Linked DNA regions of Homo sapiens: region 2 is linked to region 1. Evidence: chromatin loops called from intact Hi-C (ENCODE). Cell type or tissue: CD4-positive, alpha-beta T cell. All regions are shown on one strand. Each heading gives the region's core, and the rest is flanking DNA. Links, peaks and the distances in the headings are about the cores only. Region 1 holds the start of GAN (gigaxonin). Region 2 has its middle 5.8 kb from the start of SDR42E1.

Region 1 (2,910 bases), core at 267-2,766:
ACTTGAATTTCTTCTAAGTTTAGCACAGATATCTCCCCAATGCAAAGGTTAAAAGTGTAGCGTGCGTGGTGGTTTTGCTGGGACAAAGCGCTAAGAATACACATCATTTTGCTTTTTCTGACCTGTCAATTGTAGTGATATTCTCTACCACTAGCTTATATTTAACCAGCTTACTGGTCAGTTTCTCCAGTTTTTAGCATTCCCCCCTTTCCTTTTATTAAAACAGCAACCTAGTTTGCAAGAAGGTTGCTAAAAGAAAAGATAGTCTCCTGCAAGATCTGATACACTTGTATAAGCACTGTCTTATCAACCTTTTAATTAACCTGGTTAGTTGAGTTGGCAAATCAGGTTAAGCTTTGCTTTACTAAAGTATTAAAATGCCCTTTGTCGCAAGGCTCTCACGGTCCTCGGGTTGTAACAGCATCCTGAGAATTCGCTACAGTTTACTTCAACGTGTAACTCCTCTTTTAAACAGTTACCAGAATGGAGCGGAAAAGACACGTTTGGCAAGGAGAATTTCGCCCGGAGGTTCGGACTACCAACCCAAGGAGAACATCGAGAGGGTTTTCTCTGCCTGCACCCAGCGAGGCGCTGTCTGTCTGGCCTCCCAGCGGGCAGGGCGCTCCCCGCCTGGTTGGCGGCGCCGGCCCAGCCCCCGCGCGTGGATTCAGAGGCGAGCGACTGGCGAACTTCAGCGGGGACCGCGGGCCCGGCCTGGGCGAGGGGGTGACTCTTCCCCGGCGCGGCCTCGCCCAGCCCGCAGGTGCGGGTCCCGGCCGGCCCAGGACGGCGTCTGGGGGCCTCAGGGTCTCCGAGGTCGGGCGCTCGCCGCGGCGGTGGGAACCGGGAGGGACAAGGCGGGGGATCGCGGCCCGGGTCCGGGGACAACTCCAAGGGGCGCGGGGGTCCAGTGGGGAGCGCGGGCCTGGAAGCCACAGAGGCCGCCTGGGGGACGCGGTCAGCGGGGCCGGGTTCCGGCGCTTGCCGGGAGGGACGCCGCGCCAACGGTGACGCGGGGACCCCGGCGCCGGGGACAGGGGACAGGGTCTGGGGGCCACGCCCGGCCCGGCCGCCCCGCCTCCGGCTCCGGGCAGCACCGCCGCGCCCGCCCGCCGTAGCCCCCTCCCCACCTGATGTACGGGCTGGCCGCCGCCAGGATGTTCTTCTGCACCGGGATCTCCTCCCCGTCGAGGACCAGGTGCGCGTCGCAGAAGCGAGACTCCTCGCGGAAAGAGCTGAGCGCTCGCAGCAGACGCGCGGCGTGCTGAGGGTCAGACACGGCACTGCCCTCAGCCATCGCGGCGCCCGCTCCTCTGCCGACGGGTCCGGCTCCCGACACCGTCCGGCCGGACCCCTCGAGCGGCCCGAGTCCTGCGCGCGCGCCCGCCCGGCCCGGCTCTCCGCGCTCTGAGCAGAAGCTGGAGCCCCCGGGACGTGCCTGTGCTATCCGCGGCGCGCTGGGCCGGCGCCTTTAAGAAGCCGCGTCATGAAGTCATTTCTCCGCGACGCCCCCGCACCGTCGCTCCCCGCCTTCTCGCCTCCGCTGCTGGAGATGGCCAATCAGAAGCCTCCTTCCTCCGCCCGCCTGACCAGCTGCGGCTGGGTGCAGCGGAAGGTGTCTACGGATGAGATAGGTCGCTCCCGCGATGGAGGGATGTGCGGGCGGGCTAGGATTCCGTGGTTAAGCCTGTGGCCTCTGGAGCCGCGAGTTTGAATCCTGGTTGCAGCTGTTCCACTTACTAGCTCTGTGGCCATGGGTAAGGTGCCCATCCTCAGTTTCTCCGTCTGCAAAATGAAAGCGAATTCTTAGTGTTGTTGTGGACTCATGAGATGATGCATGGAAGCAAGGGCGAAGTCGCTGTAGCTTTCTTTATTTATGAGAGAAAAGGAGCTGCCCAGGTGAGAGGACAAAAACCCGAGAAAACAGACCCGGAAAAGATGGTTTTGGTTGCGGGCTAGGAAGGAGATGTAGCAGATGAAGCTGGAGAAGTCCGAAGGAGGCCTTAAATTTTGCAGGGCCTCCTTGGTGTGGGAAGGAGTTTGGTTTCTGCAGTGGTGAAGAACCATGGAAGTACCGTATTTAGCAGGGGATTTTGTGCAGGTCACTCAGCTCCTGCGTGGAGAATAAGGCGGGGATGGATGTGCTAAAGGCAGATCGATGCTTAGGTATTGCAGGACTAGAGAGAAGGGAATGGGCACCTGGATGAAAGGGTGATGCGGGGGCGGGGGTAGACAATAGTGGATTGTTTTAAAAGAAATTGTGAGGGAGAGGGAGTTAAGGATAAATATTCTGTTTGAGTAACTGCATGCATGTTTGCACCTTTCAGGGAGAGCTAGGAAATGCTGAAGGGGTGGGCAGTAGAGAGGCAGATGTTTAGATTCAGACAGGCTCCCAACCCAGTGAAGATCAAAGCTGTGATAGAAAGGATCGCTGGGTCAGCTCAGCTGGCAGGCCAAGCCCCACGGTATCTGAAGTTTCCCTGGAGGTTGCTCAGGGCACATGGGAGTGTGGAATGTAGCAACCATTTTGTGCAAACGTTAGGGACTCCATAAGCCTCTAAAAAATTAGCAATTGTATGAGGACTCCGGACCAGAAGAATGTGGCTAGCATTCCAGGCAAGACAGGATGGAATTTTCACTGTCCTTCAACCAACTGAAAGGCTCCAATAAAGTCTTGGGTATTTACCCTGAACCAGCCAAGGCTTTGGAGTCACTGGCAGGAATCCGAGTATCTAACTGTTTTCAGGGCAGAATAGATGGGGAGGGTACGGCTGTGGAAGACACATGCATTTCCACTTTCTTCTGTAAATGCAGCTCAGTGTTCCCGGATGCAATGATAAAGATGTCTAGGATTTGCTTCAAAACAAAACAAAGGGATGGGGAAGCAGATGGGAGTGTAGATGAGTCAAA
Region 2 (2,910 bases), core at 252-2,751, 700 kb before region 1:
GAAAAGGGGAGAAGAAATACTGCCAGTGACAGAAAAATTCAAACACATGACAGACAGGGTTTTTTTTGCAAAAAGGAAATTCTAAAGAAATGGTAAATTTTAATTTGTCTTACATAACTGAATCCCTAATGAAACATCTGTGCTAGAATTGCATTTAGTATCAGATAATGAACCCATAGCATCCACAGTACTGCTTTTAGTTTTGTAGATGCATCCGAATAGCACACACGTTGCTTTCCAAGAAACACCACCTGAACGTTCCTTACAAACAAGGAGGAGAAATAAAGGGAACCTCATCTCCATACCACGCACCGCCTATTAATATTATATTGCACTCCCATGGTCTCTGGGGGAGCAAAAACATTTGGGTGTGCTGTGGGTTAGGTAAACACCCACTAAATATTGATGCATGCATAATTAGAATGACTAAAATAATTCTGGCATAAAATTACCCTAGCAGTCAGGGGAGAGACAAAATGAAGTAATTTGATAGTGAAAATTAATACAAGTCGACTCTCAATTTTCAATGCAGCTAATTGAAAACCACTTATTATTCAAACCTCATATTCCTCCTTGTTTGTACTTTTTTGCATTGCCCTGAGAGAAATGAAGGCAAGAGGAGGGTCCCAGGGGAAAAGCTGTCATATTGAGATAGTGAAACAAGAGACTCATGCTTATTTTTCTAATTCAGTGGCTCCTCAATTTTTAGTCACATTGATGTTTCCCCCTATGACACACATCCATGGACATGTCCAAGGGGATAGGCCATCCTCTCCCATTCAAACAGCATTGAAATTAGAATGAGATTGACATTATCATAAGTGTAATCTCTTTTGGGATAGCCTTATTAATATATAATTCACATATCATACAATTTACCAATTTAAAGTGTACAAATCAGGCCAGGTGCAGTGGCTCACACCTGTAATACCAGCACTTTGGGAGGCCGAGTTGGGTGGATCACCTGAGGTTGGGAGGTCAAGACCACCCTGGGCAACATGGTGAAACCTTGTCTCTACTAAAAATACAAAAATTAGCCAGGTGTGGTGGTAGGCGCCTGTAATCCCAGCTACTTGGGAGGCTGAGGCAGGAGAATCGCTCGAGCCTGTGAAGCGTAGGTTGCAGTGAGCTGAGATGGCGCTATTGTACTCCAGCCTGGGCTACAAGAGCGAGACTCCATCTTTAAAAAAAAAAAAAAAAAAAAAAATAGGGAACAAATCGGCGGCTTTTCCAGACTTGTGCAACCATCATTACATTTCACTTTAAAAAGTAACCCATTAGCAGTCACTCCCCATTTCACCCCAAATCCCCTAGTTTTCAGCAACCACCATTCGGCTTTCTGTCTCTGTGGGTTAGCCTATTCTGGACATTGCCTGCAAGTAAAATCATACAACATGTGGCCTTTTATGAGTTGTTTCTGCAACTGGCTAAGGAAAACATGAGTGGAATGTTTTCATGGTTCATCTGTGTTGTAGCATGCATCAGGATTTCATTGCTTTTTCTGGCTGAATCATATTCTATTGCATGAACATGTCACATTTTATTTATCCATTCAACAGTTGATGGATATTTGGGTTGTTTCCACTTTGGGGCTATTATGAATAATGTTGCTCTGAACATTCCTGTACAAGTTTTGCACATGTAATCTTGAATATGAGCTATAACAAGAGCAGCTAACATTGCCCAATAAGTGTCTATGGGGAATACAGGCACCGTCTTGTTTCATCAGCTCAGTACTCCAACGTGCAGAGCCAGGATCCAAATCTCCATCACTCTGTCTCTAAAGGCTATGTTTCTAGTCTCCTTACTTTATTTCCTCTAAATCTAAAGATTAGAAAAGGGAAGTCATTCATTACTTCAAGTGAATTGCTATCCTACAAGTAAGACAGTAGTTATGACATTAGTTATTCCAGTGGTGCCCCACTTCCTTTCCCCTACACTTATCTGTGCATGCCTACTGGACCTCCAAATGTTAGAACCTGCATGGTTTTGCGTTGCTTTTGTTATGGAGAAACTGGAAGTGATGGGGAAGAAATCCACCCCACGCATATTTTCAACCAATAACCAATACGTGTTAGTGAATAAATAGTGAACAACCTCAGCCAGCAGGTAGAATAACACTGAGAAGGGTGTTTACTGCGTTTCCGAGTTTCTCCAGAAGGATTTACTTTATGGAACGATTAAGCCCCCAGCAGGATTAAGCTTGGTTGTCCTCAGCGATAACTGATTTCCTTCCCTTCCCTGTCTCACATCTCCACCCCCCTACTGGTAGTTTCTGGGATCACCTCCAAAATAAACTACTTGTCCTTGAATCTTTGTCTAAAGGTCTGTTTCTGGCAGAACTGAAACTAAGATATGGTGGTTATTTCTCGCAGTTGAATCACACCAGGATTCCTTGCAGAGACTATTCTGAGACACATCAATCCCTCGTAAGGGGAGGTCCCACATCCAAGAAGGAAGTATTAATGGGTTTGTGCATCATTTTTTGAAGAGGATTCAAAAGAAGCAGGTTGGGAGTAGATGTCTCTTGGAGGATCCAGGCATTATGGAATAAGTATCTTTTATATTCAGGTTGCTGAAGACCAATAGGGTATATGCAACAGAGTGGATGATAAATATAACCACTGCAGTTGTAGTACCTAGGTCTGTCTTAACTCTCACTGCATTGTCCCAGCACTTAACATGATGCTTGATACAAAGCAGGTGCCCAATACATGCTGACTATCATTTAATAAAGTTATTCTTTACAGACCAGTGAGAAGAATACATCTTCAGAGTCTTCCATCTTTGAATACATCCTTCTTTCCTGGCACATGTTGTTCTACTATCTTGTATTAGGATAAAGGCTAGACTACTATAAAAAAAAACCCTCAAAACATAGTGGCTTAATACAGAAGCCAACACATGTAA

The links. Peaks named below come from ENCODE experiments on the same cell type or tissue, not always from the same donor. Only the 100,000 strongest peaks of a DNase experiment are listed, where the experiment ranks them.
Region 2: a loop joins it to region 1, with 7 times the contacts of the local background. A loop is called at or near these places in 2 of 110 quality-filtered maps.

What each region holds. Positions count from the first base shown.
Region 1 is chr16:81,313,501-81,316,410 of GRCh38, reverse strand. It overlaps GAN (gigaxonin), which reads right to left and starts at 1,449. Exons shown (of 11, transcript NM_022041.4): 1 at 1,131-1,449. The coding sequence starts at 1,297. RefSeq lists silencers at 573-842, 863-922, 1,063-1,402 and an enhancer at 1,413-1,612. In CD4-positive, alpha-beta T cell, for the core only: no CTCF peak of the experiment used is centred there; DNase peaks (open chromatin) are centred at 640 and 1,530; H3K4me3 peaks cover 2,397 bases; H3K27ac peaks cover 353 bases.
Region 2 is chr16:82,015,823-82,018,732 of GRCh38, reverse strand. No RefSeq gene overlaps it. Among named protein-coding and RNA genes, the nearest start is that of SDR42E1, 5.8 kb to the right of the region's middle. In CD4-positive, alpha-beta T cell, for the core only: no CTCF peak of the experiment used is centred there; no DNase peak of the experiment used is centred there.